Regions from separate parts of the Homo sapiens genome. Here region 2 is linked to region 1. The links are chromatin contacts, found by Hi-C in ENCODE. All regions are on one chromosome and are shown on one strand. Each heading gives the region's core, a stretch centred on a gene start or an enhancer-like site at or near the end of the contact. The rest is flanking DNA. Distances are from core to core; before and after follow the strand shown. Region 1 holds the start of MTMR6 (myotubularin related protein 6). Region 2 holds the start of ZAR1L (zygote arrest 1 like).

Region 1 (7,538 bases), core at 2,989-5,488:
ACAATAGGCAAATTCTCCTATAAAGAGTAAGTTTCCAATCAGCATTTTATTGCTGGAAAGGACCATTAAAGATGATTAGATATTGGAGGATCGCTTCTGACATCAAAGTCAGAGACCAAAACAGCAAACGTAGAGAGAACCTAAAAGGAATAGGGTTCAGGAAGCAAAAATTACAAGAAATACATAAATAAATGAAAACTATTATTCACCTAGGAGAGATGAGCTCTTACATGTATCAGAGCAGGAGGCTAGAAAACAAATAAATGAACAAACTGAAAAACAAAGAAAAATAGGAAAATGTATGTAACCAAAAAGATCTCTTCACTTAGAAACAATAACATTCTAGTAGACAAACCTTGTGCTCAGATTTTGGATTCTTTTTTTTTCCAGTTAGGTCATCTTGGGTTCAGAACAGATCTTGGATTCTAATAACATTTTCCAATAAAAGGAACCAGGGCTCCTTGGGGAAATGGATGATTCTAGGGCTGGGGTGGGAAAGATGCAAGATGAGCCTGGAGCATCTTGTGGTATAGCATACCTGTATTCCCAGCTACTCAGAAGGCTGAGACAGGAAGGTTGCTTGAGCCCAGGAGTTTGAGGCTGTAGTGCACTATGATCACACCTATGAACAGCCACTGCACTCCAGCCTGGGCAATATAGCGAGACCTCATCTCTAAAAAATAAATAAATAAATAAAAATAAAGTCTATTTAAAGTGAAAACACTTAGAAATTAAAAATATAAGCCAGGCACAGTGGCTCATGCCTGTAATCCCAGCACTTTGGGAGGCAAACCTTGTGCTCAGTAGACAAAAAAGGAAGAAAAAGAAGAATCCAAGATCTGAGCACAAGGTTTGTCTACAATTATATATGTATGTGCATGTATATGTGTGTATATATATATACATACACATACATACACACATGTACATATATATAATTGCAGCAATTAAAAATATTAGAAATAATGGAGTATTCTAAAAATATTAGAAACAATGAAGTATTAAGAATTTCCTAGAGAGTAGATTAGAAAGGTAAATTCTTAAAAAATAGGAGTGAAAGAATAGTAAAATTAGGAAGTCAGACCAGGAATTTCTACTGAAAAAAGAAAGGGGCTGGGCACAGTGGCTCACATCTGTAATTCCAGCACTTTGGGAGGCTGAGGCAGGCAGATCACTTGAGCCCGAGAGTTTGAGACCAGCATGGGCAACATGGAAAAAACCCGTCTCTACAAAAAATACAAAAATTAGTCAGGCTTGGTGGTGCACGCCTGTAGTCCCAGTTACTCAGGAGGTTGAGGTGGGAAGATTGCTTGAACCTGAGGGGTTGAGGCTGTAGTGAGCTGAGATTGTGCCACTGCACTCCAACCTCAGTGACACAGTGAGACCCTGTCTCAAAAATAAATAAATAAAAATAAAACAAAATAAAAAGAAAGGAGAAAGGACAGGAGGGAAATAGGAAAGAAGAAAGATGAGGGAGAGAAGAGAGGTGAGAAGAATAAAAAAAATTTTTAAAGGGAAAAAAGAAAAAGGAAGAAGGAAAAAGAACGAAACAGTAATTATTACAGAAATAATACAAGAAAATGTCCCAGAATTGAAGGACTTATGTTTTCAGATTACAGAGCTCAAAACACTGGGCAGAAAAATAAACAAGAAAGCTAAGTTTTATTATGTTGAAATTTTAGACCATTGGAGATAAAGAGATCCAAAAAGCATCCTGAGAAAGTAGAAGCGACACCTAAAGGGAAATCGGAATGCCAGCGGATTTCTGAACAACTGCATTGAAAGTCAGGATATGTCTCTGGGAGCTTTCAAAATCCTAATTAAAATTACAGAATTCTAGACCTAGCCAAACTTCCCGTCAAGGATTTATGCTCCATTCACCCTTTCTCAGGAAGTTAATACAGAATATACTACATCAGAATAAAACAATGCAAGTAAGTAAATCAAGAAAGATAAACCACAGGATCTAAAAATTCAGCACAAGTAACCAACACATTTCTCAGGCCCATGGTGAGGAGAGTCCCAGGATAATATCCATTCAGTAGGCTCAGAGAACACAAGTGCAAACTGGAGCAAAAGGAGAAAAGGCTCCTAGAAGCATCTGGAGACCTCTAAAGAGATGTCTCGAGGAAAGATAATGGAACTGAGTGATTGCCAGATTTAACCATAAGGAATATTCTATCTAGTGCAAGAGTATTCAACTCAAGAGTCAAAGAAACGTCATTTAATATTTTATCTGTTATTTTACTTTCTTTCTGTAAAGCTAGGTAATTTTCTAGCCTATCATATTAACATAAATAGAACTTTAATATGGATTTTGAGAAGCAAATCAATGTAAAACAGTTGTTAAGAATACAGACTCTGAAGTCAGCCTGTCTGGCTTTATAACATGGATCTTGGCTTTATCTGCTATGTGATATTGGGCAAGTTACTTCACTTCATTGTGTCTCGCTTGTCTCATCTCTAAAATAAAGAAAGCAATAGCATTTTCCTCAGAATACCCGTAAAGCACTCAGTACATTTGGTCACCTGACATCATTATGATTGCCTCTCTGTGAGAATTGGTAAAGAGAGGACACAGGAAGTGAGGAGATGAGAAGAGGGAGGATAATCTGTAGGGGAATGGGGAAGGAGGAAGTTGTAAATTGGGAGGAAAATGATATAAAAAGTTTTGTTAAGAAAGTCTTGCTGTATGCTATACAATTCACCTCTTTCTGTTTTCTCAAAAAGCAATCCTCAGTAAAGACCTACATTACTTTTCTCTCTCTCTATATATATATATATGTGTATATATATATATATGTATATATATATATATATATATGTGTATATATATATATATATATATTTTTTTTTTTTTCTGAGCAGGATTTGTGGGGTTTTTTTTCGGGGGGAGGGGGTGGATGTGATACTGTACTAAGGTTGGTTTCTAGGTGGTTTAATGTAACTCTTATTACATATTTAGCTTAGAGGAGTCAGCAACTCCACCGCAAAGGCTGTTGTGTTTAATAACCATCTCCATTGCTTTGGCAATCTGTCTGAAACATCGTAGGCACTCAAAACAAAACAAACCAAGACAACTTGAACAAAATGAAACAAATAAGTGAAACAAAATTTTTAATTATAAAAGAAAATTTAGATGTTAGGCTTTTCTAACACCAATCACAGTATGAAAGATGAAGATTACAAACCTTAACCGGCTTAGTACAGAATACTTACAAAACGTAGAGCAGAGTTTCTCGGACTCTAACTCCTGACCTCAAGTGATCCGCCCGCCTCAGCCTCCCAAAGTTCTGGGATTACAGGCGTGAACCACCGCGCCTGGCATAGAGCAGGGTTTCTCAACCTCTGCACTGTTGTCATCTGCCGGATAATTCCCTGTAGTTGGGGGGTTGGTCTGGTGCCTAGTAGGGTGTTCAGCAGCCGACTTGTGACTTGGCCTCCACCCACCAGTTGCCCCCCGCCGCCACCCCCCCACCACCACCATTTGAGACAACCAAAAATATCTCCAGATGTTACCAAATGTCCCCCGGGGAGAAAACTCACTCCAGGCTGAGAAGTACCACATTAGACGTGTTCTAACAAAAATTACCTGTAACCCTCACCTAGAAATGTAAACTTTTTGTTTACATAAATAAAAATTACAGAGCACGGCTACATTGAACTTATTGTTCCATAGTCAGTTTTTTCTTCACTCAGTAATGCAGCATTAACATTTTCGTTATGTGATATCCCTCTACAGGATGAGTTTTAATGGATGCTGGTGCTAACATCGTATGAAATTGAGGTAGGAGGCGGGACTCTGACACCAGACCAGATTGAGGACTAGCTAATCATCATACTTTACATAAGGAATCCGTAGGATTGGAGAGTTGATTGTTTCAAATAAGGCTGGTTTCCTTATTTGGTTATTTCCTTAGAATAATAACTCCAAATCTGATTATTTCCTTAGAATACATTCTTATGAGTAGAACTGCAGCTCAAACTAAATTTGGTGCTGTCCAGTGGTATGGCGATGGACTTCAGAACATCCTCCACTCTTGCCCTCACCCCACAAGAACCCTTTACTCGGGATCCATTCTCACGCAGTCTTCCTCCCCGACCGCCCCGCGCGTCCGCTCGGCGGGATGACAAAGACCGCCTCGGGTGGGGTGGTGAGCAGTACCGGCCTCCTCCAGCAGGGGGCGCTGTGGGATCCGCCGCTGTCCGGGACGAACCAGCAAGCCGCTCTCGGTCCACACACGCTCTGTCTGCCTGCCCCGAGTCCCCCGGGAGGCCGCGGGGTTTGGGGAAGTGTTTCTAGGAGACGGCGCTCACCGGCTGCACCTGCGCCGTTGACGCCACCGGGGCCGGCAGACAGACCCGCGGCGCTGGCTGGTGGAGGGAGTTCCCGCTTGCTCTCTGTCGCTGTCACCGCCCTGTTTCTGTAGCCGTATGGTACGCCTGTGAGACCGGCTGCCGGCTGACGTCTCCTTGCGATGGAGCATATCCGGACGACCAAGGTAGTCGGGCGCGGGATCGCCAGTCTTCAGGGGCCCTGCTCTGACCCGGCTGAGGCAGGAGGAGACGAAGGCTCTGCTGGCCTGACTGGGGCTGGGAGCCGGCCCGGCGGAGACCCGGCCCGGGGCGGGAGGGTCTGGCCAGGCCTGGTCTGGGAGGGCAGGGTTAGCTTGGGCCAAGCGGGGTGCAGAGGCCTCCTGTACCTACAGGAGCAGGGGTCCCACTTTCAGCATCTTGGAGTGCGTAGAGATAAGTCTGGGAAAACTGGTCACCGCCCTCCTAGCTCTACGTTTTCTCGGGCAAAATTGGGGCTCCTTTAACTTTGGAGTCTTTCAGCCTTTCGTTGCCTCATCAACCGGAAAACCGTCTTCAAATTAACATTATGATGCTGTGTAAGCTTGTCCTTGCTCACATTTCATTGTCCCGTGTCACAGATTCACAGTACGAGTTTTGGAGGAACCGAGATCAGCACTCCGCTCCACCTCCCTTTGCTGTCTCGGTCTCCAGTCTTTCGCATCCGGTGTTTCCGTGTCTGTGCTTCATACTTCAGGCATTGTCCTGTGTCAGTAGTCAAGAGTTCTGGAGAAGGGAAAAATGTTATTCCATATTTTAAAAGGTCGGATGCAGCTTTATTCGATTGACCTTATTGCACTCCATGCTTAATTTTTGTGTGTGGAAGACCTTCATTTTGAGAACGAACAAATATTTTTATTTCGTTACAAATTTAAAAACGGAAGGAAATGACATCAGAATGTTACCAAATTACGTTTCCAACGACATTTAAGTTTAACTTTGAGAGGGAGAAAAACATAAATCGAGACGAGAAGAATAACATTTTAAAATCACTGCGAGCCCACTGCAAGGCAGCCTCTTGACGTTTTGGCAAAGCTGAAGCCCTTTAGTTGCTGCCCATCTTAAAATTACGGCTCATTTAGGGAACCACAGATGTTCGTTATCTTCATTGTTCCAAGAAGAATTTGTGTTTTTAAAAATTTTTTAAATGTTTCACAAACCTTTTAAAGGTATACATAAATTTTTATTGGAGCTTGTCTTTAACATTGTGCATACCGTATCTAGTAAAATTGAAGATTCTGAAAACTAACCCCTTAACATTTTTTTTTAAGAGAAGAAAGATAAAATAACTTGAGAATTCAAGTTGTGGGTACTTAAATTTTGAAAATGGAAGGGTGCTTAAGTCTATAACCAAACTCGTAGAAGGTGCACAGAGGAAAAGAGGACTAGAGTGGACATTGGATCAGGTTCTTGTATTGGTTCCAGATATGTATTATGTAGTAGCTAAGTGCACGTGACTTCCTTCTGCATCAGTTCGAAGCTCCTCTATTTTTCATATGCTTTCTACGGTGCATAGCACACAATCGAAAACCGGTAAAAGGCTGGGCACGGTGGCTCACGCCTGTAATCCCAGCACTGTGGGAGGCCGAGGTGGGCGGATCACTTGAGGTAAGGAGTTCGAGACCAGCCTGGACAACCTGGCAAAACCCCATATCTACTAAAAATACAAAAATTAGCCGGGCATGGTGGCAGGCGCCTGTAATCCCAGCTACTCAGAGGCTGAGGCAGGAGAATTGCTTCAACCGGGGAAGTGGAGATTGCAGTGAGCCAAGATGGCACCAGTGCACTCCAGCCTGGGCAATAGAGCGGGACTCAGTCTCAAAAAAAAAAAAGAAAGCCGGGTGGGGTGGTATGTACCTGTAGTCCCAGCTACTCGGGAGGCTGAGATGGGAGGATGGCTTGAGCCCACGAAGTGGAGGTTGCAGTGAGCCAAGATTGCGCCATTGCCCTCCAGCCTGGGTGACATAATTGGGGGGGGGGGGGCGGAAAAGAATAAAAAATCAGTAAAAGTAAACTGAATCTGATCAACTAGAGCAAATCCTATTCTTAGGTGGATGATAAGAGTGAACAGACTTGGAAAATATTTAGGATCCCTTGGTTATTTTAAATCTTTCCTCATTCAATTTATTATGAATATATATCTTTGTTTTTATTTGTAGAGTTGTAGCCCCTCTTATTAGCTCTTTGAAAGTTGTCACTGGTGACTTTCATTTTGTCTGATATTCCTCCTTATCTACCAACTGATGAACTTTTCTTCAAGTAATGCTCTGATTTTGACTTATCTTTACACAGTGGTCTCATGCTAGTGGTTTAATAAGGCCTTTTTAGAGACTAAGAAATTTCTGATGAATTGTCTATTAAAACTACTTTTCAAATATGCTCCTTTATTACTTTGGGTTGTTTTTCTAGTATTGGATCACTACTCTGGAGTAATATTAAGTGAGTGTATGTAGACCGCAAATAAATATTTTCTAGGTACCTAGTATGTGCCAGACACTGTATTGACACTGGGTATATAACAGCAAGATAGAGGTGGACCTCAGGGTACATTCTGTTAATTGTTGTGGGGACTGTAACATGTTCTTAAATTATTAATGTATTGGGAAATAACTTACTTTTAAAAGATTGGTTTGAACATAGCCAAACTTTTGTTTCCATTATGCATAGCCTTCACCTGGATTTAGTTAGTTTGCTGCAAAAATAAGTGTAAGTATTTAAAAAGCAAAAGTGGATTGTTTTAGATTTATTAGCTGTTTTGACCTCTATGTAGTTTAGTCATTAGGATCAAAATTGACCGTAGAGTGTCCTTTATGACTATTTAGTGATTTTTGTTGTTCAGTCAGCTCTATTTGAAAAGTAATAATTACCATTTATTGAGCAACTATATGTCAATATAGCCAATTATACAATATTATTACTTTATAATATGTACAATTGTATAAATCTGTTAATTTATACATTATCATCACTGATCTCTTAAATAACCCTGTCAGTTGGGTAGTATTATCTCCATTTATAGGTGAGGAGGAAATAGGCTTAGAGAATTTAAGTAACCTGCTCAATTAGTTCACAAGAGATAGAATTAGTATTTAAACTAAGGTGTGTTTAACTCCAAAGACTATGTATGCTCTTTCCAGTGCCTCTCTAGTTTTAATCTAATTGTTAAATGTGCATTAGTATTAATT
Region 2 (5,776 bases), core at 1-2,500, 7.0 Mb before region 1:
TGTGACGTACTGGGTTTTTAGCAAGCATTTTTTAGAAAACACTTTCTCGGTGTAATTTATAAAGTTATATAAAATTTGTCAATACCTGCTTTGTTGCAGCGTGTCTTAAAAATTTCAAAAAATGTTGGCCTCTCTTTGGATCCAATAGGCATTTTTACCTACGATATTCCTCCAATGCTTGGTAAATAAGTCTGCAAAACAGAAGACCAAAATGCACTTACACAGGGATGCATTCCTTATTATGTGACTGAGGTAAAACTCAGAAGCGCTGGAAAATTTGTTTGAATTCTAATTCAGTCCCATCTCCTGGAACGGTAACAGCTTACTGTGAGGATGGGAACATTTTACAGCTGTGCTGTCCAAACCGGTGCCACTAGCCACATTAAGCACTCGAAACGTGGCTAGTGCGACTAGAGAAGAGGATTTTCATACGATTTAGTTTCAATCACGCTAACCAGTGACGCGTGGCTAGTGGGGACAGAGGGCTCCAGTTAGAGACCAACGCCGCCTGGTAATTCCCATCAGCATGTCTTCGGAATACAGCAATTACCAGGGGCTTAAGTAAGGCAAATACAGCGTGCCCAGCAGCTGTAAAACACTTCCCCAAAACAGCAATATTCCGTTAAAGTGATCGTGTTTCCAAGAAATTTCAGATGGCGTCATCTGGGACAGCTGGGAGGGAAGTTAAGTCTTGAGCTGAAGGCGGAGCCCAAAGGCCGGGCCGGAGGCGGGAAATGGAGACCCAGGGAAGGGGCGGGGCTCGAATTTGCTTGGCGAAAATCTGCCTTCGGGCAAGGACCTTTCTCTCAGGCATGGGTGGGGGTTGGCAGAGACAAAAGGGCAAGAAGCCGCGGCAGCGACCCGGGGCGTGAGGCGCTCCCCCGCCACGCTGGACTGGGACTGCGGAAGACGCGCTCGTCCCAACCCACTACCACCACCACTAACCCGCTCCAGAGGTGCAGTTCTTTTTTGGCCGGAGTAAGCTGACAAAAACCGCGCCGGTCACAAATCTGTCCCCTCACGCTTCTCCCGGCGGCGACCCACCGCCGCAAAAGACACCCGAGGCGCAGCAGAGGCGCAGCAGTGCCACAGCGGCTCCGCCTCTGCCGCCTAGTTTCAGAAGCTCGCGCCACAAGCCCGCGCTGGCCACGTGACGCCGTGACGCGACACGCAGCACACGCACCACCCGGAAGTCAGGCCTGGGTGGGCCGCTGCGGGTATTTCTCAGTGTGGCGAAAGGAAATTCCTTGTCAGGCATCCCAACCGTCAGTATCTGACCGAATAAAGCGGGAGCTGGAGTGTGTGTTCTCTTCTCGCTGACCCTTAAGAGTCCCAGGCCACCCTGCTTGGAGGGGCCGCCCCTATGCCTACTCCAAGTCCCCCATCCCTTTCTTTTTGCTCCAGCTCATGTTTGGGTGGGCGCCCTCGGGACACGACCTGGGACCTATGAAATACCTTTGTTCTGACCTTAAAAGGGATGTTCTCTCAAGACCTGTTCCCCAAAGCGAGCCGATCTTACAAAAGCTTAGAGTGGTCGGTGTGTGGTTGTGGATGACTTCACTTAGTGGTAGTGGGCGGGGCTGTTATTTGAAATCAGAGGATTTTAGTTCCAGTAGCTGTTCTGCTATTGGGTAGCAGGTGTTCAAGACCTCCGAGCCCGTTTCCTTGCTTGAAAAATTGTGAAACCCATCTTAACTCGCTCATGAAGTGTGAGGTACCTTGCTCCGCAGGGCTTGGTAGTATCTTTTGCTTTTTTTTTTGAGACGGAGTTTCGCTCTTGTGGCCCGGGCTGGTGTGCAATGGCGCAATCTCCGCTCACCGCAACTTCCGCCTCCAGGGATCAAGTGGTTCTCCTGCCTCAGCCTCCCGAGTAGCTGGGAATACAGGCATGGGCCACCACGCACGGCTAACTTTGCATTTTTAAGTAGAGACGGGGTTTCTCCGTTGTTGGTCAGTCTGGTCTCAACCTCCCGACCTCAGGTGATCTGCCTGCCTCGGCCTCCCAAAGCGCTGGGATTACAGGCATGAGCCACCACACCCGGCCCATCTTTTGCATTCTTAGGATTCGGATCACCTGTCTTCCTCGCAGGCTGAACTGGAAGACCTGACTTCATCTCCGAATTCGTTGGTTCTGTAACATGCCTAATACAAGGCTGAATAGGGTTTGTTGTAAGACCTACAAAACCTTCAAATGGATTCAGTGAGAGTTGCTCCCATGGGGGCCTTGCTGCTTCCAGAAGGTGCTTGAGCAGTAAACAGAAGCAACCTTGGATTAGGAAAAGGGTGGGCTCCGCTTGGTTCCTTAGGGACCATTTTAGTTTGATAATCAGTAATCCTTAGTTGTAGAAGGAGGCCTTACTAATGCAGATAGATTCTAAAGCTTTTGCTCTAAGTCTAATTCGCAAAGAAATACGTCTGTGATCCTTACTAATAACAGCTGCCACTTACCAAACATTTTATGAGTTAGGCATTCTGCTTTGGGTTTTCAAGCAATACCATGTTTAATCTTACAGTAATCCTGTAAATTGGTCAGTATTGTCAGATGAGGATACTGAATCAAGTAGTTAAGTAATGTGCCTGGTAGTAAGGCCCAGGTTTGAATTCTAGTCCATTTGACTTCATACACTTAACTAACCTGTGATTTATTTACCCTATAAATCAGAACAATATGCTTTGTCCCCTTTTTGTGGGGGAGGGGTGTCTCACTAGGAGTGGACTAATGAGAACCCGTGGCATGTCACACAAGTCTCAGAAATAACATTTTCTGTCATTTTATACAGCCCCCCATACCTTTATGTTTCTTGTTCTCTTTGTACCAGGGACTTGCAACTTATTAGCTCCACCATAATAGACTTTCTCACCTATTCTCTTCTAGTGCAGCTGCTCAATTTACTATTTGTATTCAATTTACAATATGCTTTAATTTTTCTTAAAAACATTATTTCCAGCTGGGCATGGTGGCTCACGCCTGTAATCACAGCACTTTGGGAGGCCAAGGTGGGCAGATCACCTGAGGTCAGGAGTTCGAGACCAGCCTGGCCAACATGGCAAAACCCTGTCTCTACTAAAAATACAAAAATTAACTGGGTGTGGTGGCATGTGCCTGTAATCCCAGCTACTTGGGAGGCTGAGGTGGGAGAATCACTTGAACCCCAGAGGCGGAAGTTGCAGTGAGCCGAAATCATGCCACTGCACTCCTGCCTGGGAGACAGAGCAAGGAAACTCCATTTCAAACAAGCAAACAAACAAAAACCCAAAAAACCATTATTTCCTAAAAGTTGTATATATTTAATGTGCACAACATGTATATGTACACAGTGAGATGATTACTATAGTCAAGCAATTAACATATCCATCTGTTCACATAATTACCTTTCTTTTGTGTGCGGTGAGAGCACCTGAAATTTCTCTTTGAAACTTTTCAGTATAAAATACAGTATTGTTAACTGTAGTCGTTATGCTGTAAATTAGATCTCTAGACTCATTCATTCTACCTAACTGTAACATTTTAGGCTCTGACCAGTCTCTCTCCATTCCCCCCAACTTCCTGTCCCTGGTAACCACCATTCTACTTTCTGCTTCTATGTATTTGACTTTTTCAGATTCCACATATCAGTGAGTTTATGCAGTATTTTTCTATCTGGCTTATTTCACTTAGCATAATGTTCCCCAGTTTCACCCATGTTGTTGCAAATGGCAGGATCTCCTGTTTTTTGTTTGTTTGTTTGTTTGAGACGGAGTCTTTCTCTCTCTGTTGCCCAGACTGGAGTGCAGTAGTGTGATCTCAGCTCACTGCAACCTTTGCCTCCCGGGTTCAGGTGATTCTCCAGCCTCAGCCTCCCGAGTAGCTGGGATTACAGGAGCGTGCCACCATACCCGGCTGATTTTTGTATTTTTATTAGAGGCAGGGTTTCATCATGTTGGCCAGGTTGGTCTCGAACTCCTGACCTTAGGTCATCTGCCTGCCTCGGCCTCCCAAACTGCTGGGATTACAGGTGTGAGCCACCGCGCCTGGCCAGGATCTCCTGTTTTAAGGCTGAATAATATTCCATTGTATAAATACATGCCACAATTTCTCTATCCATTTTTCTGTTAACAGACACTTAGATTGTTTCCATAACTTGGCTATTGTGCATAATGCTACAACGAACAAGGAAGTGAAGGTATCTCTTCAGGATATTGATTTCATTTCCTTTGGGTAAATACGCAGTGGTGGGATTACTGGATTATCTGGTACTTCTATTAACTTTTTTAAGGAACCTTCATACTGTTGTCCATAATGGCTGTACCTTAAAACATTATCTAACATTACCACATTACCTTACAAAGGATCTTTAGAATGGTCACTACAGGAATATATGAATTAATCACTAATTAAAGCATATGTGTGAATAAGCTGGAAATGAAAAACAGCTTTGAAAAAAAGATTCCCGAACAGTGAAGAGGTAGGGAAAAGCAATTAGGTAGGAATCAGGTGGCAATTAGACATCTGTAGATAGAGCTTCTCTCCCTCAATCAGGGTAATAAGCAGCAGCTCCCATTAGAATCTGAAATAAATGGAGAAGCCAGGAATGAATCTGAACCAACCTGATGAAGAGAAAGAAGGGGCGGATGAAGGAGGAAGGCAAAATAAGGACCCAAACAAACTGGCTAGGATATTAGACTGCGCCTGAGCACCTGAGAGCGGATGGAGCGCTTTGTCCGTGTTCCCTATGGCTTGTACCAGGGTTATGGGAGCACAGTGCCTTTGGGCCAGCCTGGACTCTCAGGGCACAAACAGCCCGACTGGAGGCAAAATATGGGTCCTCCCACTTTTCTGGCCAGGCCAGGGCTGCTGGTGCCCGCGAACGCCCCTGACTACTGCATTGACCCTTACAAGAGGGCGCAGCTTAAGGCCATTCTCTCCCAGATGAACCCCAGCCTGAGCCCGCGGCTGTGCAAGCCCAACACCAAGGAGGTGGGCGTGCAGGTGAGCCCGCGGGTGGACAAGGCTGTGCAGTGCTCTCTGGGGCCTCGCACCCTCAGCAGCTGCTCCCCCTGGGACGGCAGAGACCCCCAGGAGCCCCTGCCAGCCTGTGGGGTCACTTCGCCCGCCACCGGCCGCAGGGGCTTGATCCGCCTGCGGAGAGATGGGGACGAAGCGGAGAGCAAGGCGCTCCCGGGCCCTGCGGAGGCCAGCCAGCCGCAGCCACCATCACGGAGGTCAGGAGCTGACAGGCAGGAGGAGCCCGGGCAGCTGGAGGAATCGGGGGAGAAAGACGCCCCGTGCCCTCAGGAGACGAAGAGCAAGCAGGTGCCTGGAGACGCCGCCTCCGAGCCGCTCCGGAGGCCCAACTTCCAGGTAGATCCTCTCTTCCCTCTTCTTAGTCCTCGACCAGCCTCATCCCCTCCCTCCTTTTCCATCTATGGGGGCAATAAGAGCAAAATCTTCTCTCTCTTCTTCCATGTACTTGGTGAAGGAGAGGGAGCTCTGAAAATATGTATATCACGTGGCCTGTATGTTTGGTAAGTTTTGGGTAAAATAGGTGCCAACCCAAACTAAGCCTGTGAAAACCAACAGTCTGGCAACCACTGCTATTGGAGAATTTGGAGACGAAGAAGGGCTTCGAGTCTGTAATACATGAAATCAGACTTTCGTTTTGGGAAGATTGTGCCGGTAGCATTGTGGAAAATGGATTGGAAAAGTACAAACGACAGCAGCAAGAAGAATCCCAGAGTAATCTTTAAGAGAGATGAGAAACTGAATCAATGCCGTAGTCTTGAGAATAGATACAAG

Evidence for each region. A loop is a pair of places that touch in the nucleus more often than their neighbours do. Pooled maps may share reads with other maps.
Region 2: a loop to region 1 is called in a pooled map, with 7 times the contacts of the local background. The contact joins the promoter of ZAR1L here to the promoter of MTMR6 in region 1. A Hi-C loop is called at or near these places in 4 of 50 pooled maps.

The regions. Positions count from the first base shown.
Region 1 is chr13:25,284,188-25,291,725 of GRCh38, reverse strand. MTMR6 (myotubularin related protein 6) reads left to right here and starts at 4,238. Exons shown (of 14, transcript NM_004685.5): 1 at 4,238-4,502. The coding sequence starts at 4,479. RefSeq lists enhancers at 3,925-4,094, 4,195-4,534, 4,238-4,858.
Region 2 is chr13:32,310,837-32,316,612 of GRCh38, reverse strand. ZAR1L (zygote arrest 1 like) reads left to right here and starts at 1,250. Exons shown (of 6, transcript NM_001136571.2): 1 at 1,250-1,298; 2 at 2,063-2,283; 3 at 4,520-5,341. The coding sequence starts at 4,688. BRCA2 (BRCA2 DNA repair associated) reads right to left here and starts at 1,105. Exons shown (of 27, transcript NM_000059.4): 1 at 946-1,105; 2 at 86-191. The coding sequence starts at 152. RefSeq lists an enhancer at 446-715, a promoter at 824-1,320, a cis regulatory region at 1,649-1,715 and a silencer at 1,834-2,054.